Linked DNA regions of Homo sapiens: all the other regions are linked to region 3. Evidence: read pairs that join two places in POLR2A ChIA-PET (ENCODE). Cell type or tissue: Panc1. All regions are shown on one strand. Links, peaks and the distances in the headings refer to the core of each region. The heading gives the core; the rest is flanking DNA.

Region 1 (8,090 bases), core at 2,123-7,122, 150 kb before region 3:
AAAGAACAAAGAAATCTATTTTATTCTATTTATTAAGCTGTGTAGAGTGAAAAAATGCTAACCCTTATCAAATATATCAATATTTATTTCTTGTCTATTTTATTGGAATTCAGTATTTATTTTGGCATTTAACAAAGTAATAAATATTTCTCTATATTCTGCTTAAGTAATGGAACAAATAGGACTCAATATATTACAAGGTTTAAATTATAATATTTTTAAAAAGCAACAGTGTGTGCCTCAAGTGTTGCAAACTTGATTTGAGCATTTTATGGTACTCCAGTCAGCTGCCTATTAAAAGTGTGATCAGGTAGTTTAGACTGTGACTAGCTGTGTCAACAGAAGGAAAGTGGAGGATTAGTCTCTATGGCAACGACAAAGTATCCCTGTTTGTAGACAGACAAATTCTGCTACATCTGAAACTGATTGACAGGTCTATTCCTTTGCAACTGACCCATAGAAATTAGCAAGTAAAAGTTATTATACTGGGTTGTATTGAAGGGTTCTCAATATCTTAAAGTGCTCTTGTAAGTTTTTCTGCAGCATTTGCATGAGAAACCTGGCAGGAATTGTTCTGAGGTTTATATCTATGGTTTGATAGATTCTTTGTGGGGGAGTATTGCTGGTGAGAATAACTTAATTTTCAGTTCTCTGTATGACAGAATTGTTGGAGCATGGATTGAGGGGAAAACACACATCAAAGACCCAAAGCTGAATAATATGCCACATTTCAAAATCACAAGACCTTGTAAGAATATTATATTTTGAAACTGCTTTCAAGAAAAAATTTACCCAAATTAAATAGGAATAATTGTTGTAGGAATAACTTGACATGTTTTAAGATTATTACAAGAAAGATCGAGTTCAATTTTTAAAAACAATCCTTTAACTTTACTGTTTAATTTAAAACAGCAAGCATCATATTTATTATTGCAAAAATATTTTTTCTTTAGATATAAATTTTCTAATAAAGTAAAACACTTGTCATAAAACAAAGTATTTGCCTTTATGATAATTTTAGAACTATATTTTAGCTCATGTGCTTTAGTTTGAAGAGAAAAAATTAATTTGTTTACTGAAACTTGATTTTCTCAAATTTTGATCATTCTAAATATGTAATAATATTTTAAATATATTCTTTAACCCACTGAAATTGGGTAATATTACATCTGATATGTGCAATTTTATATATTTATAATTGGATATATTAATTACAACTGCATAAATTAAAATGGAAATACAATCAGCAAATGTAGGGTCAAATAACTGTGCTGAATTTAAATTTTTTATTTAAATGTGTTTTTCTTGAGGTAAAAGTACTAAGCATCTAGGACTCTAATTTATATTATTTTTTTCTTGATTTGTTGGCCTGAGAGCACGTTTTCTTTGCTTCATATTTGCTTCGTTTGATTACAGAGCAAAATCAAAAGCTAATACAAAACAAAACAAAACAAAAATCTATTGGGGAAAGTGAAGCCAGATCAAATAGGGACTTGTAACTCAGAGAGCTGTTTTTGGCTGCTAAAGTTTGAGGTAAATTTGGCTAAATTTAAATACACTTATATTGATAACTTTTTCTATTGATTACACATCAAAAAGGAAAACTAGAAAGAACATTTCTTATGTTTAAAGAATTCTTCTAGATAATATGTAATTTCTTTTAAAGAGGAAGCATAAATAAGCCCTCAGCTTTAGTGCTCTGGATTCCATCATAGCATCTGAGAGCAAAGTCTAACTGAATGGATGAACTGGCTTTCCTTTATTCAGAATATCTCACCACACCTAGATTTATCAATATCGTTGGACTATTTGACCTTTTCCATTTGTTACTGTAAAGGAGCAATTATACAGTATGCGATTTCTTTGGGAATTATTATCTTTTATATTTCAAATACAAATGAACACATTGTAGGACCTTTTCTTTAGTTTCAAAATAAGAATTATCTGTAGATCTGTTATGGGGAAAAAATTGAACATTTCAATAAAATTCCTTAGTTTTGAGTGCAAATTACAGCTTTAAAGAAAAGAGTCTGGCAAGGGTAGTGGGGGCTTGGAGGGGAGGTGAGGATGCTTAGTGGGTATAAAAAAATTAGAAAGAATGAATAAGACTAATATTTGATAGCACAATAGCGACACTATTGTCAATAATAACTTAATTGGGTATTTTAAAATAACTTAAAGAGTTTAATTGGATTGTTTGAAGGTCAAAGGATAAATGCTTGAGGGGATGGATACGCCATTCTCCATGATGTGCCTGCCTATTTCACATTGCATGCCTGTATCAAAACATCTTATGTACCTCATAAATATATGCACCTACTATGTACTCATAAACATTTTAAAAAACAATAATAAAATTTTAAAAAGTTCTCATTAACAAAATATTAATCACAATTTTAAAAAGAAAAAGAAAATGCCAATTTCTTTCCGAGTTTTTCAGATACTGATTTTTTTTCTAGAAAATGAAATGACTTGGCGCTGTTTATTAGTGCTAGCTCTGGGTTCCTAAAGAGATCTTTGCATATTATACTAAGGATATGATTAAACTGGAGACTCTGATTTTAGAGCTGTTGACAGCTGAGCCAGTATTGCCTTTCACCAGCTAATTATTATTTTCAGGGGGAGTCACTATTAGAAGAAAAATTCATGTTTCTGTTCTTACCTTCTTTTCAATAAGCACTAAGAAGGTTCATTTTCAGAGACATCCTTGCTACGCTGAGACTTGTTTAAAAGTGAAGCAAAGAACAGTTGCAAAAAGAATATTCAAATATGAAGATTCTTGATGAAACTTGAGTCATAAAAACTTGAGCCTCAAAACAATGTTTTAAGAATGATGATCTCAATCTCGATGTAAAACTTTTGCTATTTGAATTAGAAAAATATAATTTGTGCTGTAGCTCATTATAGTACTTATAAAACTATAGATTAACTAAATTTTTCCACATAAATCACATTGCTGACAAATTGTTTGTATATACTTTTGCTATCTGAGATTAATTAAGCATATTGTTTTCCAAAGTTCTTCAAGTTTGCATGCCACACTGTATTTTTGGTAAAATCATATAAGGTAATCCTTCAAGTGAGAACTCCTAATTTTTGGTCATTTCATAAGTTTTCTAGTTTATGTATCAATTTGGTATAGACTGTACAAGAGTATATATTTGAGATACTTGAGACATTCAACTTATTCCTATTTTAATTCATCTATACCCTGGCATTTCTGTAATATATCTTAAACAAAAATAGAATTTAAAAAACTAGAAGTCACTTCTGTTAAGAATTGGAGCACAAGAAGAAAGTCAATTAAATCATTTTTTTAAAAAAGTTAATGCCAAGTTACTTTTCTCTGAAAATATGTCTTCAATATTGTAGAGTTGAATTTGATTTAAAAATCATGCAGTTATTCTAATGAAGGTTTGATGTGGGTTTAATTTAATGACATCATTAAACTATATAGAATGTGTAGCTTTCATTACTGTCAGTTATTTTTTATTTAATTCAAATAAAAGCAACTTTGATTTCAAATTCCATATCATTATTCCTTTTTTAAGTCTTGTGAAAATTACAAATGACACATTCTTAATGAAAGTTTTGCTGAGCATCTACATTATAACCTTTACAAAGGATGATGTAAAAAATAAAAAGGCTTGGAATCTGATAAGACAAGGTGGACTTTTACATTCAAACGGTTCGGATTCTAATTCTGTTAGAGTGAATTGAGTTGACTCATAATTCTGCTTATGGATTGCAGACTTGTGCTTATGAGAGGCTTACTGTCAGATTGGGTTGCATCTGGCTGCCTTTTCAAGTTTCCTGAAAACAGCAGTATGAGCTTGTGATGTTCATTCTGTACCACCAGAGTGCGTGGGGTGGTCGTATGCTCAATCCATAACTGCTTCTTGAAGCACAGGGTAGAACACTTTTCCCCTTTTAATATTATAAAGACTAAAGTGCTTTTTAAGAAAGAAGATCTAAAATTTGAAACAAGACATGTAAGTAAAAGCTGTCCAAGGCAACTTTAAATTATGTGATTCACACTTACGCCAGATGCTGCTAGAGAAATTCCTTGGTTTCTCATTAACATGGAGCAGTCCCCTTAGACTTCACACATAGTGGCCACTCACAAGCACATACACATTCATGCAAATGTTAGGAACGATCAACTGCATGCTTCCAACTGTACAAGTTCCAACAGAAGAGATTTGAGAAAATTCATTTTAAGGAGATGAGCTGCCATTAAAAATTTGTCATTACTTTCCTCAATCTACTTGGCTAAAGCCTCAATATACTTGGAATGAATATCCTTAATGAACTTGGCTAATTGTTTTGTGATGTCATTTCTGAGTTTACTCAAAATCCATTTAGAAAAGCATTGCTTAGACATAGGTAAAATTCAGAATTTTCTTCCCAGGTGAAACTATAATGATAAAATGTTAATTTCTGTTTATAACTACTTTAGTACAGGGAATATTTAGATTTATAGAACCATGGCTTCAATCTTCACATGAAAATTTATATTCACATTTTAAACTTATATTTTATTTTTATTTTTCAATCATAAATAAATTATTCTCTGTTCCTTAGTTTATAGATTGATCTTCAGTTTTCCTTTTATTCGCTTGTCTATTCGCATGGTCATTTACTGGGTTTATACGTGGTCATTTTTTGAGTCCTATGAGTAGGCAGTTTTGATAGGACCTAACTCTTCAATTGCAGTTTAAAGTTAGGTCACATTTGGCTGGCTAGTGTTAAGTCCAGGATGTTTCTGTCCAGAAAGTATAGAGAGCTCTTTTTCTTTCTCTTTAGTAAACAAAAATCATAAAACAAACTGGACACTGAATTAGGTATGTCATAAATATGCATATTTCTATACTAAAAATGTTCTTTCTTTCTTCCATTTAACCAAAATCGATAATGTAAGGCAGCTCAAATCTTTATATTAGTTTGAATTTCTATCTTGTATCTATTTACCTATCTGTAATGTGTGTGTTTATAACCCACTTGCTTTTTTTCCTCCTTGGCTCTAAGGAGAAAACACTTTTGTATCAGTTAATAGGTGAAATAAAATCTACTTTTTTATAGTAAATATGCTGAACGCATAGCTTTTTGTGAGTGAAAGTTTAACATTCCATAATGTAGGAGAGACTGTGCTCTATGTTAAAGTTATTTTGCTTTGAAAGAGAATGTAATCACTGTGAGGGTAAGGATATCATGCAATTTCTTTTGTTATAGTCCTTGTATAGTCACAACTCTACTTATAACGGGTATTGAACCTTTGACAGAAATGCAAAATATATTCTGCCTTGCAACGCATACAATTTATAAAAACTCAAGCAGGATAATAAGTTATCCGAAGGAACTTTTGGAAAGGGAAATTTTAAAATTACAAAATTTAAAGTTGAAAGGTGTATTTGTATCTGGCATAATTCCCAAGTTGAAGTTCTTCTTTTCAAGCAATATTTACAAAAATATAATATTTTAAATCATCATCATCATCATTATCATCATCTCATCATCATCATCATCATCAATCTAAGAAATACCCAAATATACACATCACTGTGTAAGGGATAAATGGTTCCTCTTGAAGCTTTTTTTTTTCTTTTTTCACCTGAAGAAATGATATTGAAATGGATAAGACTTATGAAAGAACATACTGATGGACATAATGAAAGATGCTTCACAAAAACATGTCTCACATATATATTTGCATTAAAGTCAAGTGGGTTATGTTGGTAAAAGAATAGTATCGACTGTTAATATATTAGGCTTTAGGAAAATTTGGATTAATACCTCTTAAATAGTCAAGATTTCTGGAGGAGCAGTGTTTCAGGAAAAAAGGAAGGATTTCTAGATACAGGGAAAAAAACAGATTTCTAGATATTAGGGAGTTGAGAAATAGAATATAATGAAACTTTGCCTAAATAAATTCTTTCTTAGTAATTCAATTGTAAGAAAGATGAATTGCAGTTAATTTAGTATATAAAAAAATTTGAATGCATATATTATTTTCTTAGAATTACAATCACAGGAAGGACAATCTATCAAAAGATATTTTTTAAAAATCATAAATTTACAAAAAGATTCCATGACTTCAGCAAAATCTTTGGGAAATGCTCACTTTTCTCTCATGTCAATGAATCAATTGTTGAATTGCTGAATCAAGAGACACATCTCTATACTTAAAACATTTCAAATGGAAAGAATAGTACTGAAGTTTAACTTAAAGAAATCATCCTGTACTAAGCAAATAATTCTTCCTGATATCTTCCTAACATCGTTCAAATGTACTTTTGTAAATTATACTCTTCCTGGAACTATTAAAATAATCTACTAATTCTGATTCTAGTTACAGCTGTCACTTAATCTATTCCTGATAAATTGTCACACTTGTAACTTTGTTCTTTTTCTCAGTTTAAAATTGCACAATGTTAGTGAAATGTTTAGACAAGTAACCTTATGAAGGAAGAAGTGTAGGTTAAAATAAATGTAACATTATATAATTGTGTGTTGTCTCTGCAAATAGTTTAAAAATAAAAGAGAATAAAATTACTCATTTGACATTTCAAAGCATTGAAATAAGCCTTGATCATACCTATAGTTATCACGAACTCCCACGATCTACCTAGGAAAAAAATCTTTACCTAATAGTTGGAAATCATCATTAATAGTTAAACAGCTTTAGTTGCTTTTTTTTTGAAGCACTTTTTTCTCTCTTACATTTTTCTTTTCTGTTGAAACATAATTTTATGATTCTCATAATTAGTACACAGATCTACCAAGTTTAGAATATATGTTACATAAGATATGCTAAAACTGGGAAAACTGTTATGTATACAAATGCTATAAATATTTGCATACATGGAAAAGCCTTTATTTTCCCAAATATTTAAAACATTTGGATAACTGGCACATATGAATTAAAAAATTAGAATTTGGATCTAAATTTTTTAGTCTTCATACAGTTGATTTTCCTCCAATGTACATAGATCATATTTGGTTTTTCTTTGGCTGTCCTTTTGATTATAGTAGCACTGTATTATATATAATATTAATGTTTCATATATACCTAAAATATTCTGGGTCCTCTTCCTTCTGAACTGCAACAAGCAACTCAGAGATTTCTGAATATAATGTATAATGTGGCTTAAAAGCCTTAACACCTCCCTCTTCTTTGAGGTGGGTATTTATTAATGCGGTTTCACCTAGTGACAGTTGCATATCTATAGTGTCTGCATACCAGCATCAGCACTCCGCAGCTGTACCATGTGTGGTTTGCATTCAGAGAGAATTGGCCTCTGAGTGTCAGAGGGAATGTATTGAAAAGTGCCCTCCATATCCTTGTTGGTAGTGATAATAAATGAGGACCATAATTAAATGCAGTCAAAGAGTTAAAACTAGAAATCAAATACGTTTTAGTTTTCCTGTGATACAATACAATCACTATTACTGCTTAAAAATAATAATTTAAATTGTTTCCTCATTTGATTTATTATTCTCTATATAGAGGGATTCCTTTGTATATTTTTGAAAATCTGAAGAGAAAGTTGGAATAGAAACATCTGGATCACACCACAGAATTTTAGAAACTATAAGTGGATTATGTCAGAGAGTCTCAGGACAGAATAGTTAGCAAAGTCAGCATGTTTCATCCTACTGTTACTCCTGGTCAAAGGGATAAGCTGTAGGAGAGTCACAAATTTGATAGGTAAAAACACCCATTCAGAAATCATCCCTCTGGTGCTACTTCCTGGGTTCTTCATACTTTCACAGAGCAGCACTTCTTCATTTGAAATATAGTATAACACAAACATCTCATTAGGTCCCATTATTCCTGATGTATTTAGTTCTTCTGCATCATCAAATTGAGCTGGTTGTCATTTTCAATGTGTGAAAGTTAAACTGCCTCAGTAGAAAAGACACACACCCTGAAGTGGGTAGCAGGAAAGACTAAAAAAAAATACAGCCACATATTTTTCAGAAAACAAAATCATTCTGGAATGAGATATGAGTAATAATGACATGGAATAATGGTACTTTAGGAGTAAAATATGAATTGAGCCTAGTCAGGTAACAGAGGCGTTTAGCAA
Region 2 (8,090 bases), core at 2,123-7,122, 170 kb after region 3:
TGAGGTTTGGAGTTATAGATATAATCAATATTTCTTCAGAAACAAACCTAAAGCCAGCACATTAGACTAAGCTATCAATATGAAAATACCAATGACATCTTACACGTTTTAAAGTAGTAATAATGAGTACTATACCATTTTCATCAATCTTTTTGCACTCTCTAGAAACTTTTAGAGTTCTTCTCTGCAGTTTAAAGGAGATGTTCGTAATCAGTTTTTCATTTTTTACATAATAAGCACACTGGGTAACTTTTAAAAAATCTCTACTATATCTGTGCCTTCCACCAAATACTTGATGTTTTTGTGTTTTTATAACTTAAATTTGTTGATTCACAACTCCCACTTCTGAAACTGGACTATGACACAGAGTGACTTGGATGTTTAAGCTACAGAATGGCTCGTATCACTTTATGTGCCCTCCTCAACATCACCGAGTAGGTATTTCACAGACTGCCTCCTTTGTAGCCTGGGTTTCATATTTTTTGCAATTGCACACAAATAACTTCCTGTCAAAGCATTTGCCATCAATCCATTTCCTTTCTCATCTGAATGTGGTTTTCTGATTTGAATCGTTTTTCCTTTTCTCTCTTTATCTTTTCAAAGATTCTATTGTAAGAATCTCTATTTCAAGACAACCCACTTTAACTTCCTTTTGAGGTTCCCAACACCCAGTTTCCGTTTTCAAAATGATCTTCAATAGAAGTGAGTGGAACTGATATTCTAGTAGTTGCAAAAAATATATAGAAATAGATTTGCATATATTTGAAATTCATATAATAAGAACTAAAATTGGAGAGGGATTACTTTATATGTAAAAATACTTTTTGGATTGTAAAGTGCTATACAAATTTAAGGTGTTATGAATAATAATAGCAATGTTGATGGTGATCATGAAATCAGTAGCCTTTACTAAAGGGTATTTCAGCCATGAAGAGTTGTTCAGTTAATTTAATATTCATCAAAGAATAACTTCCAAATCATTGAACTGTCCAGATTATAATAGCAGCTATTTTAGGAATATGTTTTACATAAGTTCATTTACATATTAGAGTCTTCTTAAAAGTTCACTTTCAATGCCAATCCATGTAAGATGCAAGTTAGTAACTTGGAATCCCTATTTTCAGGTGGAATAATTAGAAGATAATTTTATAATTGACTAAGTCTGATATTTTTATAGATTGTTTACAAGTCTGTAAATGTTGGGTTTATTTTAAAATATTCTACAACGAAATACGGAGATAATATGTGTGCTATTTTGCACAAAACAAAAAATCAATGGCAAACCTTAAGTAGCGAAGGGACATCATTGTAAACTAGTTATTGATGTGCTAAAAGTCATTTACACCTGCCATGGAAGATAGATTGTGACACTATTAATTTAACCGGCCGTGGATATACTAACATAGCTGCCATGTAAACCAGCAGTCCACCATCTGTAAAATTTTATGCATATTTTGTGCAGATAGCTATACAATATTTTGACAATCCCAAATCAGCTTTAATCTATCAATTTCAAAGTTTGTCACCAGAAAGTTCATCTGAAGGAGAGTGTCTGTTCAATTCATGTTAAATACAAAATGATTACAGTAGGTAACGCAAAATGCACCATTTCTTGGAAAAATAAAGTTGTTTAACATGGTTATTATGTACTTTCAAGGCATAATACAGTTTTTTTTAAAGCACATCTTAAAACACCAATTTACAGTAGTATAATGAAAGATATATTTTCTCACGGAAGGCATATGGCAATAGCAGTAAAAGTAAAGATGCTTTTCTGTGCAATAATTCTTCATTCACATAACAATATGTAAAGGGATAAATGGTGTAGTGCTGAATTTTCATTTCTGGTTCACTTTGAGGGAGGCTGGAGAAACTATCGCAAAGTGAACGTTTTTTCAATAGTGTCCACAGCTTTTTCATCCTTGGGCATTTAATATCATTTGGCTTTTAGGAAAGTGTGGATCCTTTTAAAAGAGAGACAGAGCTGTCTCTACAGTGTCCCCTCTTTAACCATTCCAAGGGTAGCATTAAATAGCAGTTGAAAACTACCGAGGTACACAAAGGATCTCCCTCAAAGAAATTATAGTGAGAAATGATGTCTCGAGACAGCATTATTGCTAACATATGATCACTTAACACTTTTTATTTTTTATTTTTGTTCCTGCCAACCACCCGGTTTTAATCTAACTCAGATGTTGCATTTGGTGAAACAGCAAAAGGAAAATAATACTTCATGAAAAAATGATTAAAAAAACTAATAAATATCATGGCTCTTCAAAAACCGTAATAAGGCGTAATCACACTAAGTACATGAATGGTGCACATATTTTGCTTGATATTAGGACACATACTCCAGGTTAGATACATAAGGATTTTGCAATTTTTTTCCTTGTCAAGTATGCTTTTTAAATGATTAAAAATCATTCATCCCAATCTTTCTCATTGTACAAGAATTTTTGGACCCATTTTAATGAAAGTTTTTTGTCCAATATGTTTTCTTGTAATTGTGTAACAGTTGAAGAGCACTTTCCATCAAAAAAAAAAAAAATAGGTTTAGGGCCGGGCGCGGTGGCTCACGCCTGTAAACCCACCACTTTGGGAGACCAAGGCAGGTGGATCGCTTGAGCACAGGAGTTTGAGACCAGCCTGGGCAACATGGTGAAGCCCTATTTCTATAAAAAATACAAAAATTAGCTGGGTGTGATGGGGTGCAGCTGTAGTCTCAGCTACTTGGGAGGCTGAGGCAGGAGAATAGCTTGAACCCGGGAAGCAGAGGTTGCGGTGGGATGATGAAATCATATGAGACAAGATCCAGCCTGGGTGATAGAGTGAAACCTTGTCTCAAAAAAAAAAAAAAAAAAAAAAAGAAAAAGAAAAAAAAGAGAGATTTAGTTGGGTAGAAGGAGAGTGAGCTTGTGCCTTGGCTATATGCTGACAGCGGAAAGATTTTACTGTTCTATAGAAAAATGTCTGAATATAAATTGGCACACACAGGATGTATTAAATAACTGTTCAATATTTTCTTTATCCCTATGTGTGGAAATTTGTAATTACAAATGTTTTCATTTACAGATCTAATGGCATTACAGAATCATGTCTACAGATCGTGCATAGTGAAATCTATTTCAACAACTCAAAGAGTTTAAAGGACATATCCTTCAAAAATAGGAACCTAAACCTCATTGATTATATTGCCATCTTCTACTCCTTACTATTTCGCGGTTGGCTTTTTATCCCACTATTTTTTTTTAATTATCTATGCAAGATCACAAATAACCTCTTAATTGATACGTTAGTACCAGTTTTCATTCTTTTTCCTTTCCCTAGTATTTAAAAATGCAAATCAACCACTACTTGAAGCTTTTGTTTCCTTACTTAGATGATCATTTTTTTCTGTTTTCCCTTCATAGTTCTTAACCAATTTCATGATTCCTGCATATAAACAATCTTCATGGTTAATTTTTTACCTTTCCTCCTTCTATTTTTACTATTTCTAAATAAATTACCTAGACTCTTTAAGAATGAACCATTTCAAATCTCTTCCTAGCCTACCTGGCCAGTGTTAATTCCTTTTTCTAAATGTCTACTAGACATTAACCAATTAATGTTATTCAGTGGTAGCTACATATACCTTCAGGCTTATCTTTGGAGACAAAATAGTGAGGAAAAGCAAGATAGCCATTGCCATCACGGTTCCTTAATTCTTATGGGAAAACTAGAATTCAAATAATCACACAAATTAATGTAAAATTAAATATGTGATAAAGGGTATGAGCAAGTATGTTATAAGAGCATGACCTAGAGAAGGCTGTTGCTGGAAGTCATGTTTAAAGTGAGATGTAAAGACTTTTAGTAGAAATTAAGTAGGTGAAAAGGAGAGATATGGTGTTCCAGACAATGAAAATCACAGGTTTAAAGGTCATTAGCGAGCATGTCCTGGTTTGTTTGTATCTGAAAAAGGCCAGTGTGGCTGGAGCACATGTGAGATGAAGCTAGCTAGGAGATGACAGAGCTTAATGTCCTTTGTAAGCTGTGACAAAGAATTTTTATCTGTATCCTAAGAGCAAATTTTTAAGCAATGTGAGGAGTGGTGTGGTATGACAGACGCTCAGTTTGAAAATGTAATACTAGGTACAGATTGGAGAAAACACTTGGGGGAGCCAACAGAGGTACAGAACAGTGAAGAAACCCACTGAGGTGGTCTAGATAAAGGATAATCACACAGCAGGCTAAGCCATAGTGATGTACTGATTTGGAAGTGGCAGTAAGAGAAAGGAGGTTCGATGATGAAGTCTTCCGAAGAGAGTTGTCAGATAAAATAAAAGGTGCCTAGTGAAATTTGCATTTCAGATAAACAATAACTTTTTTAGTGTATGACTCATGCAATATTTGAGAGATATAACACATGCATGCACGCACGCACACACACACACACACAATTCAAATTTATTTGCTAAATCTTACAACCCGGTTGCTGACTTGCCATTTCTGATTTAGAAACAATGGAAGAGAACCAGGAGAAGAACAGGAGTAATGTTTTGCTCATGTTTTCCTTTTAACTCCAGACACCTGAGAAGAAATGTGAACCAGGCACTTGGACCTTGAATCTGGAACTGAAAGGAAAGGTCTGGGCTGAAGTTATTTTTGTGCGGTTTCTTCAGAAATATATCAAATTTCACATGTTCTAAACAAGCATATACTTTTAATTATCAAACCATTCCCTTCTATAGATTTCATCTTTGTATTAGTGATACACAAAGTAGCAGATATAACCTCTTATTATCCCCAAATAGCCATTATCCACAAGTAAGCAGAAATGATGAAACAATTATTATTGTATGTTTTGCTTTTATTTTGTCCTACTGATCCAGTCAATTATCAAATCTTTCTACTTATCACCCCAATATCTCTCAATATCAGTATCACTCACTATGTCTATTCTCTATTTTTTAAATCACATTAGTTAGAACACTCATTTTAAAAATAAATTCTAATCAGTCTCTAGTTTGTTGCTTCTAGGATCAATTTTTAAGCTTGTAATGCTTTGCTATTTATGATAAAATAAAGATCACTATGATCTTAATATTTTTGCCTGAAGTAACTAAAATAATTTTTCTTGACCGTAAGAGTCCAGAAGGCCAAACAAATCTTTCTATAAATGCAAATATTTATGCTAAATGGATTTTCACTTTTACATGTAGTAAAGCTAAGCAGTTGAACACATAGAAAAATTGTTTATTTATTATCCAAGAAATGATCGCTTAAGAATGGATGAGATAAGAGATAAGATAGACAAAAGTGTTAGGAATCAACCTGACAATTTAAATGGTAAACTTTTGATTTATGATCATGTTGACCACTTAAGCATGAACCTGTTAACACAGGATGTGAGTATAGTATTAAGAAGATACAGATCTTTCAGAGGAAAAAATATTTATTGGTATTTTTCACCTAGCAATTCATAATTATTTTGAGTTAAAAATGATTTTCATGTCTCTCCAATCCCAAAGTACACAACTATCACTCTTACAGTGACACTATTGTTCAATTTTCAGTAAGTAAGGAATGCTTCTAGTTTCACAACTGTGCTATTACTGGAGATGAGGCTTATCGCACACTCACTTTTGTGCTGGGAGTACTTCTATTCTGCTATTTCAAGCATGAACAGCACACTATTAGGTAAATAAATCTGTGCACAGTGAAGAATGAGCATGACCTAACAAAAAGCAGTAAAATAAAAACCAAAAGACTTCCTGAGTTACTTGATCTTTATTGGTAGAGATTATCCATCAATTTTCTTATAACCTAATGTATTTCTGAATCCACACTGGGGATATTATCTAATCTTTTTCTCTTTGGGTAGTTAGATCCATACCTGCATGCTCTAAAGAAAGGATTGGACCATGTTGTAGAAAGTGGACAAGATTACTTTTAAAATAGAATGAGTTGGAGACCACTGAGATAATAGAATATTAAGATAAATGGTCATTACTCATATGGTAAATGCAATTGGAGATTATTTGAAGGCGGTCACCTGCTGGGAAATAAACTTTCAAGAAAAATATAACTTCTCGATGGAGGCTGTCATTTGACCCCATTATTGTACCTTGTCAGTGATATCTTTCATCTCCAATGGGATGGCATGTGCTAGTCAGTTTTGTGGTTATATGTCAAGTCATTCAATTCCTGTATATGTCTTTCAAAACATGGAAGGGCAGGGATGAGAAGGGGGAAGGGATATAAACTGACTTTGAACTCAAGATGGACTCTGTGGTTACTTTATCAAAACGTAAGAGTCTCTATTCCCATGACCTTGTCTAAACCTTTCTTAACATTTCATTTTTTCCTAGCATACATCAAATCTTCATGCCAAACTCACCTTAAAAAAAGATATCTCCTTTCATTCCTTTTATTCAAATTTGTTTCTCCTCAGTGGCTCCACATCTAGAATGCTGTCCCTTCCCATCTCTGGCTGAATTCTTAATTTACTCCTCTCACCCATAAGCTGTTGTCCCCTGAGGTGACGAAGTAACAGAGACTTGCATCATTTGACTCTCAGAAGCATAAAGACCAGGATAGAAATAAAGTTCATCCCGAAATGACAGTCAAGGGCTGTCCAAACGCAAGTGAGAATCAGAGAGGAAACTAAAGCAATATTCGAAGTCCCTTTGCAATAGTCTTCTCCAAATTCTCCCAGTACCAAACCCTGAGAATTTGCAAAGAAAAAGGAAGAAGGGGCAGGTGGCTAACATGTATCTTGTCCTTTGCCACTTTTAAAATCATAGCACCAAGGCAAAGCCAGATGCCTCTCCATCTCGTGCAATATTGAGAATCCTGAAAGGTGCAGATATTGCATACCAACGAGGGTTGCCTTCCCTATGTCTTCCTTGATCATCAGGGTTGTAAAGAACCCTAAGCAAATTTGCATCCAGACGTACGCAGAGGAAATCTAATGTGATAATCTTGGGTCAAAAGGAATAATAGGACAACATTATGTAAGGTATGGACACGATATTATGCTTTGAGAGATTAGCAGATGTCGAGGATGATTTGAAGAACATGATTCAAAATAAAGGTAAGGAGGTAGGCAGAAGTGTGACCATGGAGGACCTTATCAGCTATATTTAAAATTCTGGTATATATCTTAAAAGTCATTTAAAAATTCTTTAATAATAAATGTCTATCATATTATATGCTTAATGTAGAAGATCTCATTAAAATACCATTCCTACAGCAAATATTTGTTTGGTGCCTGCTACATACAAGTCACTGAAGTGCTTCCTCCTCTAATAATTTCTTGACTCCTCAAATGAGATTTGAACCCTGCTTCATCCAAATCCTTATAGCATTTTTATCATTAGTTTTAAATTTCTCATTGTGTAATATATATTTTAAACTTACATATGACATGTTAACCTCTGGCCCTTTGTCAAAATTTACAAAAGATCATTATTTCTTTATTGTTGTTACTTTTGCAGTTAAAATACTTCCTAGAACAATATTGTTTGTACTATGAGTTTATTTTGGGGTTCTCTTTAGCAACAGAGAAGCAAGAATTATTAGGAGATCAAAATGACCCTAAATCCAATTTTGATATCTTCTGTATTTTAAATTATAAAGGAGATCTGACACAATATAAAGTCCTCAAATTCCAAACTCTCACATACTGAAGTCCTTTCCAGAGGTGCTGATGTTGCTTAACTCTTCATTTCACTGTCTTTCATCTGTAATGTAACAAAGACATTTGAGATCAGTGACCACAAGCAGATCATATTAGTAGGCCTGCTATCAACTTGTCATATCAGTGCTTAGTTACTCTCACTAAATTCATTTTGTGTTGTTGAGTAACATAGGCAAGGAGTTCAGAGAATTCATGATAATAATCATGGAGATGAAAAGATTGGCAGGGAGGAATCATTATGGAGTTAAGCAAGTTTACACCCTATCCAATTAACTTCAACACTACTATCAGAATTAACAACTGAAAGTAAAACAAACAAAAAAAGGCTTCATCACTAAGGAAGAATAATTCTTTATAAAAATAATTGATACTGTATTCAAGTATTTCTGAACATGTGTCGGTAAACCAG
Region 3 (8,090 bases), core at 1,529-6,528:
TTGTGGGTGTCAAGATACAGGTCCTCATGGACTATGGGACCAAGGGCCTTATTTTATCTCTGAATGTTAACCAAAGGCTGCTCTCAGTTTCTTGCTGCCTTTGCTCTTTAATAAACCAGAATATAACATGGTCACTGGACCTCCCTCAGAACCAGCCACAGAATGAAAAAGAGGGAGTGAGACAACCAGAATTTTTTTTGTAATCTAAAGTCAGAAGAAACAACACATCACTTGTGCCATATTTCATTCATTAGAAGTGAGTGACTAGGTCCAGTTCACAGTAAAAGCAGTGGGCGGGGTGGGGGGTACTACACAAGGACATAAAAACCAGGAGGTGGCTGTTGTCAGGGACTATATTAGAGGTTGCCTATACCACAAATGTACAGAATAACTGCTAAACTGGCAGCTTCACAATATTGATTCTTCTCATAGAAGAATATGGAGGATTTCCTTAATTAAGTAGTTCTTCTTATATATGTTTTATTATTTTGTTACTGTGAATAGAATTTTATGAATTTGTAATTGGAGTTGATATCACTTTTATAAAAAGTTTCTCTCTCTCTCTGTATATGTGCATATGTATTTATTTTACCTTTTGACTTTTCTCTGTTAGCATATTTTGTCTCTAAACAACAATGGCTTTAATTTATGCCTTTTGTGTATTGATACTTCTTACTTATTTTTCTTATTTTATTGAATTGGTTAATACAATCAAAATGAAGCTGTATAGCAGTAGTGGCAGCAAGCAGCTTGTGTTACCATTGTCGTTAGTGGAAATGTTTAATGTTTTTCCATTAGCATAATAATTGTTCTCTGTGTCTAGTAGATATCTTTATAGTGTTCTTCTATTCCTATATTTTAGGTATTTTTTCAAATTAGAAATTTGTTTTGAATTTCATCACTGATGTTCTTTCATTATCAAATTATAATGCTTTTCATCTTGTATTCTGATAATAAATTGCATTAGATTTTCCAATGTTGAAACTATCTTTTCATCTCTAAATTGTACAGATTATTACACTGTTGAATTCAGTGAGTTGGTATTTTATTTAGGAGTTTTGTATACACATTCAAATGCAAGACTGGTTTGTGTCTTCTGTTTTACTTTATCATAAGATTTTAATATGGCTTATGATACTCTGATACAATGCTTTAGACTACCATTTTAGCAATAATTATATAGTTTATAGAGTAGAGGAATTAGTGTGATATTGTGCAATGATTTGCCTGCAGAATCATGTGAAATTAACAAGAAGCAGCAAAGTGAAATTCTTTTTTTAAAACTTTTATTTTAGGCTCAGGGATATCTTTGCAGGTTTGCTATATAGGTAAATTGTGTGTCACTAGCATTTGGTGCAGAGATTATTTCATCACACAGATAATAAGCATGGTACCTGATAGGTAGTTTTTCTATCCTTACCCTCCACCCACCCTCCACTCTCAGGTAAGACCCAGTGTCTGTTGTTTCCTTCCTTGTGTCCGTGTGTACTCAATGTTTAGCTCCCATTTATGAGTGAGAACATGTGATATTTGACTTTCTGTTCCTGTGTTAGTTCACTTAGGATAGTAACCTCCAGCTCCACCCATGTTCCTGCAAAGGACATGTTCTTGTTCTTTTTTATGGTTGTGTAGTATTCCATGGTGTATATGTACCACATTTTATTGATGTAGTCTGCCATTGATTGGCATTTAAGTTGATTCCATGCCTTTACTATTGTGAATAGTGCTGCAATGAGCATACACGTGCATGTGTCTTTATGGTAGAATAATTTATATTCCTTTGGGTATATACCCAGTAATCGGATTGCTGGTTCCAATGGTAGCTCTGTTTCAAGTTCTTTGAGAATCACCAAACCGCTTTCCCCAATGGCTGAACTAATTTACATTCCCACCAGCAGTGTATAAGCGTTCTCTTTTCTCCACTATCTTGCCAACCTCTGTTATTTTTGACTTTTTAATAATAGCTATTTTGACTGGTGTGAGATGGTAACTCACTGTGCCTTTGATTTGCATTTCTCTAATGATTAGTGATGCTGAGCATTTTTTTATATGTTTGTGGGCCATGTGTATGTCTTCTTTTGAAAAGTGTCTGTTCATGATCTTTGTCCACTTTTTAATGGGGCTGTTTTTAACTTGTTTATTTGTCTAAATTCCTTAGATTCTGGGTATTAAAGCTTGTTGGATGCCCTGTTTACAAATATTTTCTCCTATTCTGTAGTTGTCTATTTACTCTGTTAATAGCTTCTTTTGTTGTCCAGAAGCACTTTAGTTGAATTAGATCCCATTTGTCAATTTTTGGTTTTCTTTCCATTGCCTTTTGTGTCTTCATTATTAAATATTTGCCAGGTCCTATGTCCAGAATGCTATTTCATAGGTTATCTTCCAGAGTTTTTCTACTTTAAGTTTTACATGTAAGTTTTTAATCCATCTTGAGTTGTTTTTTGTGTATGGTAAAATTAAAGGGTCCAATTTCAATCTTCTGCATATAGGTAGCCAGTTACCCCAGCACCATTTATTGAATAGGGATTCTTTTCCCCACCGCTTTTTTTTGTCAGTTTTGTCAAAGATCATATGGTTGTAGGTGTGTGGCATTATTTCTCTGCTCTCTACTCTGTTCCACTGGTCTATGTGTCTGTTTTTGTACCAGTACCATGCTGTTTTGGTCATTTAATTTTACACAAACACCCTCTTTAAGGCTGAAGCAAATCTGACTGACTTTCAATGTGAAAATAAAATATAAAAACTGTTCTTGGAGTTATTTCTAAACACAACTAACATCAGAATAATCTATTTCAGAAAAATCAGATTCATCAATTGAATCTTTGGCCAACAACTGTTTGGGAACGATGTTAACATCACATGTAAGAATGCTACGTTTTTTACATCACACACTGGAGCCTGATGTGGGGTGGGGGAAGGGGGGAGGGATAGCATTAGGAGATATACCTAATGTTAAATGACGAGTTAATGGGTGCAGCACACCAACATGGCACATGTATACATATGTAAAAAACCTGCACGTTGTGCACATGTACCCTAAAACTTAAAGTACAATAAAAAAAAGAATGCTATGTTTTTTAGAATTTGACATTTTCAGCAATCGAGAATTACTGTGTTTTTAAATGGAAATACCATTACTAAAATCAGAATGCTATAAATAGAAAATGTCTTCTGTTTCCAAGGTAGGTATACTAGGGCAATGAGAGAATAATAGTAAAAGCAAGATACTGTATGGCAAAGTTATCTCAGGGTAAGCGCTGCAACCGCAACCGTCACCAGCAAGTATTCTGGGGGTGAATGAGAAAAGGGTTAACTTTTCAAAACAATTAATTGTTATGTTTATTAGACTATTCAGCTGATAAAGGATTTATAAGTTTTTTTCTTTTAAATATTTGAAAAATATTTTATTTTGACATTTTCAGTTTTATTATTTCTTTATATTTTGAGCTATCATTGTCATGTAAAGAATACTAATTTGAGAAGGCCTATGTTATGGTTCTCCCAGGTAGCTGGAGATTTAAATTATAAAAAACCACTTAAGGGAAGGTGGAAACAGAGCTACATTGTCTGATAAGTGTGTGTGTGTGTGCATGCGTAGTGTTTTGTGTGAGAGAGATGTTGTGAAGGGAAGGCTTCCAAACTTCCCTGCACATCATATGTACCCATCCAACATTACTTCTCCTCCAGACATATTTCTTTTTGCCTGCTTCTAAAACATATTCAAAATAATAACAAGGGGGTAAATCAAAAGTAAAGGTAAAATAAATAAGAACTGATATGCTCATATTGAGATAACGTAATGCTGGAATGGTTTGATTTCAAGTAGTCAATGACTTAACTGAGCATGTTTTAGAATCCTTATGATCTTTGAATAGCCATGCTGTTAGACTTCTCAAACATTATGAGAATCACTTTTCAAATGGAGGAGGTAAGAACACCCAACAATCTGCTCCTCCGTAAAAGCAAGAAAATAAGTGACGAAAAATGTTAAAATTACCTTTTTCAGAATTCTGTAAATTAAGTAAATACTTGTTACTACATTTTGAGGAAGGATAAATTTCCTTTCTGCTAATAAAAAAAGGCGCATTATCTGAATTGCAGTAAGAACAGTGAGCTGCAAGCGTTCCCCATCCCCGTGCCCCTTACCATAGTAGCTCCACACTAAACTTGAAAATCAACGGCCTTATCTGTGAAAGGCAGTGGCCTAGCAGCTACATAAGGGGATGAGAGGTTTCAAACTCCCCCAGAATTCTATCTTCAGAGAATGTTTACTATTTGCCCTGTCTGAAAAGCTTCCTCCTTGGGGCTTGTCTTTTTTTTTTTTTTTTTTTTTTTTAAAGGAGTCTTGCTCTGTTGCCCAGGCTGGAGTGTAGTGGCGCAAACTTGGCTCACTGCAACCTCTGCCTCTCTGCCTCTCAGGTTCAAGTGATTCTCCTGCCTCAGCCTCCTGAGTAGCTGGGATTACAGGCATGTGCCACCACGCCTGGCTAGTTTTTGTATTTTTAGTAGAGAAAGGGTTTCACCATGTTGGTCAGACTGGTCTCAAACTGCTGACCTCATGATCCATCTGCCTCGGCCTGCCAAAGTGCTGGGATTACAGGCGAGGTTTGTCTTTATTTGATACTATTTAGAATTCTCTCTGTGTGTACAGCTGTATCTCCAGCACATTTGTATGAAAAATTAGTGGCAGTTGTTTCACGTCACAGCTACCTGAGGAAGCAATAACAGTTGGGGCTAGCAATCAGCTGCTAAAAAAAAAAAAAAGAAGAAGAAGAAAATGGAAGAATAAAATGACCATAAAGGGCTTTGTAAAGTGCCTACATATTTCTGGAAATCCATAAGGCCACAAAGATGTAGAGGGTTGTACATATATCCAAGAATGATATGAGAAGGGGGTAATCTTCCCCCTCTCCCCGATTTAGAGGCTCCGTACTAGCAAGAATTGAAGGCTAAAGTAGAGTTGTAATCCTACTGGCAGGAGTTAAATATGTGTTATTGAACACATGAAGAATGCCTGGCCAAGGCTGGGAGACTTACTGGATCAAGAGATTTAGAAAAATCTTGGTCCAATAATTAGCCGACCACTAAGCCAAACAACCAGAGACTTCAGTGGCCGTACACAACAGAATATATAATTTTCAGATTTAGTCCAAAATAATGATTAAGCAAACAAACATCAGCAATGATTTCTTGCTGGGAGGGCACTAGTTGTGGGAATATTCAATTACATTTATAGAATTGAAACATTATTTTGTTTAAAATATCGAGTTCTTAAGAAAAGTTACAAAATGTGCAAAGTAACAGACAGGTATGACCAATACACCGGAAAAAAAGTAATCAATAGAACCTGTTCCTGAGGAAGCCCAAATATTGGACTTTAGAAAGATGTCAAATCACCTATTATATGTATATATATAAAGAACTAAAGAAAATAATGTATAAATAATTAAAGAAAAGTATGACAATGATGTATCAAAAGAGAAAATATGAATAAGGAGATAGAAATAGTAAAAGAGAACCAAATGGAAATTCTGAAGTGGGAAAGTATAATACCTAAAATTAAAAATTTAATAGAAATGCTCTAGAACAGATTTGATTTGGCAAAAGAAAGAATTAGTGAATTTGAAGATAGGTCAACTGAGAAAATTCGGTATAAAACACAAAGTAAAAAATGAGTAAAGTGACCAGAAATTCAGAGACATTAGGACACAATCATACTAATATGTACATAACAGAAGTTTCAAAAGCAGAGGAAAGTGGGAAAAGGACAAAAATAATATTTAAATAGATAAAACCCAACAAATTCTCAAATTGATTAAAAGTTTTAATAAATACATCCAAAAAGTTCAAAAAACTCCAAATAGGATAAACTCAAAGAGATTCACACCTAAACATACCATAATCAAACTGTCAAAACTAAAGATAAAGAGAATTCTTGAATACTACAAGAGAAAGATGATTTGTTACTTGATGATATTATAATAAGATCAGCATTAGGTTTCTCAGCAGAATCCATGATGGCCAGAAGGCAGTGTAATGATGTATTTAAAATGGTGAAAGAAAAAAGATTGTGAACCAGGAATTCTGTACCCAGTAAAACTATCCTTCATTAAGTAAAGAAGAAATCAGAACATTCCCAGATAAACAAAAACTAAGAATATTTGTCATTAGAAGATCTTTTCTACAAAAATACCAAGGAGTCCTTTGAGTTCAAATGAAAGGACACTAGATACTTACTTGAATGTATGCAAAGAAATAAAAAACATCAGCAAAGGTAGCTAGATAGATAAATATGAAAGAAAGTGTAGATATACTTTATAACTCTATTCTTTTTTCTGTATAACTTAAGGAACGACTTCATAAAGCAATAATTTAAAAATCATGTTCTTCAGATATTCTGAGTTCCTGGCATCTACACATGAAATTTAATATTAGTTTGTCAGTTTCTACAGAAAAGCCAGCTGGGGTTTTGGTAGGAATTGCTTTGGATATATAGATCAATTTGAGGTACAGTCCCATCTTAAGAATATTAAATCTTTTGGTCTATGAGGTATCTTTCCATTTATTTGGGCCTTCTTTAATTTCTCTCAGCAATATTTTGTAATTTTCAGAGTAAAAGTTTTGCATTTCTTTTGTTAAATTTATTCGTAAGAGTAATATCCTCTTTATGCTATTTTAAGTGGAACTGTGGTTTTAATTTCCTTTTCTATTGTTCACTGCTACAACTGATTCAGAACAGTTTTATAGGAATAGTTTTAATCACTGTTTAGGTAACTTGTATAACAGGTTTGGTTTTAGGAAAGAGAAAAGTAGACTCATTCAACTTTTTATAGTTACCATGACTAATGCTGCTAAAATTAGAAATGTTTTTGCCAAACCACAATTTTGGAAGAGGAGATCTGAGATAGATAACCATGTAAATATTTCAATACTGGAATACGTTTTTTATGAGGGTTGATAAGATCTTACCAGATGATTCCATGGGTTTGCAGACAAAGAAATTGGTAGAAATTCAATTCAGATTCTTGGAAAATGCAGTTGCTCTTTGACAGAACTCAATGAGAATTTTGAAGTAAACTATGAGAACTCTGATACCATTTGGTAGAAGGTAGTTCTATGAATTTTGGTTTTAAAACTTTGCTATCATCAGAATAAAACATTTTGAATTCATTAAACAAATTGAATATACTGTATATACTTTCAGCTTCCCATATAAGCCAAATAACAGCAGCTGTCTATTGAAATTAACTTTTATGAAGAAATAAAGTTTATATTTGGTTTTGCTTGTGCAACTTACTAAAGTTGTTTACAGGAAGTGAGTGTTATTTTGCACAAAAAATTAGAAAAAGAGGATCAGACTTTTATTCAGCATTGTCTCTATGGTTTATATAGATAAAATCACCAAAGCATAAACATTAAATGTATGCATATTTTGTATGTATATGTTCATGTGTCTGTCATCTGCTTTTGAAAAGGTCCCAAATATCTAATAAATTAGAAACCATTGTTATATAAAATGGTTTAAATAATTCAATTTAGGCTTCAAGGACAAGTGTGTACTTTCATTTTAGAATTATTGATTTGTATTTTTTCTTTTTCATTCTATACTCAGTTGCTTGCTCAAAATCTATATTTAATTATTTAATAAAGTTGCAAACTTAACATTTCCAATATTGTCTCCTGATTTACTCCTACTAAAGATGTTCCTCCCACAGTTTCCCTCATCTCGATTACTGACAGCTCTTTGCCTCTAGTTGCTCAGGAGAAAAGCCCTAGTCATTCTTGAATCTGGTTTCTCATACCCCACGTTCAATCTACCTGAACACTGTGTTACTTTCTTTACAGTGACTGTCTCATTTAGTGCTAACAAACCTATGCAGTAGGTATTATTTCTACATTTAAATAAATAAACATTAATAAAAGACAACCATAATCATAGCATTTACTATGTACCAGGTACTGCTCAAGACATCTTACCTATAATAGCCCAAATTATCCTACTAGTAACTCTATATGGTTGTTACAATTATCATATCCATTTTACATGTGGAAAACCCAAGGAATACAAGGCCAAGTATCTGTCCAAATTC

What was found. ChIA-PET counts read pairs that join two places held together with the same protein. Peaks named below come from ENCODE experiments on the same cell type or tissue, not always from the same donor. Only the 100,000 strongest peaks of a DNase experiment are listed, where the experiment ranks them.
Region 1: POLR2A ChIA-PET joins it to region 3 with 19 read pairs; 1 of 35 experiments calls an interaction of 5 or more read pairs at or near these places.
Region 2: POLR2A ChIA-PET joins it to region 3 with 5 read pairs; 1 of 35 experiments calls an interaction of 5 or more read pairs at or near these places.

Annotation. Positions count from the first base shown.
Region 1 is chr5:91,632,695-91,640,784 of GRCh38, forward strand. No RefSeq gene overlaps it. Among named protein-coding and RNA genes, the nearest start is that of ARRDC3, 250 kb to the left of the region's middle. RefSeq lists an enhancer at 101-715. In Panc1, for the core only: CTCF peaks have their summits at 3,850 and 4,051; no DNase peak of the experiment used is centred there; H3K27ac peaks cover 1,679 bases.
Region 2 is chr5:91,946,530-91,954,619 of GRCh38, forward strand. No RefSeq gene overlaps it. Among named protein-coding and RNA genes, the nearest start is that of ARRDC3, 570 kb to the left of the region's middle. In Panc1, for the core only: no CTCF peak of the experiment used is centred there; no DNase peak of the experiment used is centred there; H3K27ac peaks cover 1,014 bases.
Region 3 is chr5:91,781,061-91,789,150 of GRCh38, forward strand. No RefSeq gene overlaps it. Among named protein-coding and RNA genes, the nearest start is that of ARRDC3, 400 kb to the left of the region's middle. In Panc1, for the core only: no CTCF peak of the experiment used is centred there; no DNase peak of the experiment used is centred there; H3K27ac peaks cover 846 bases.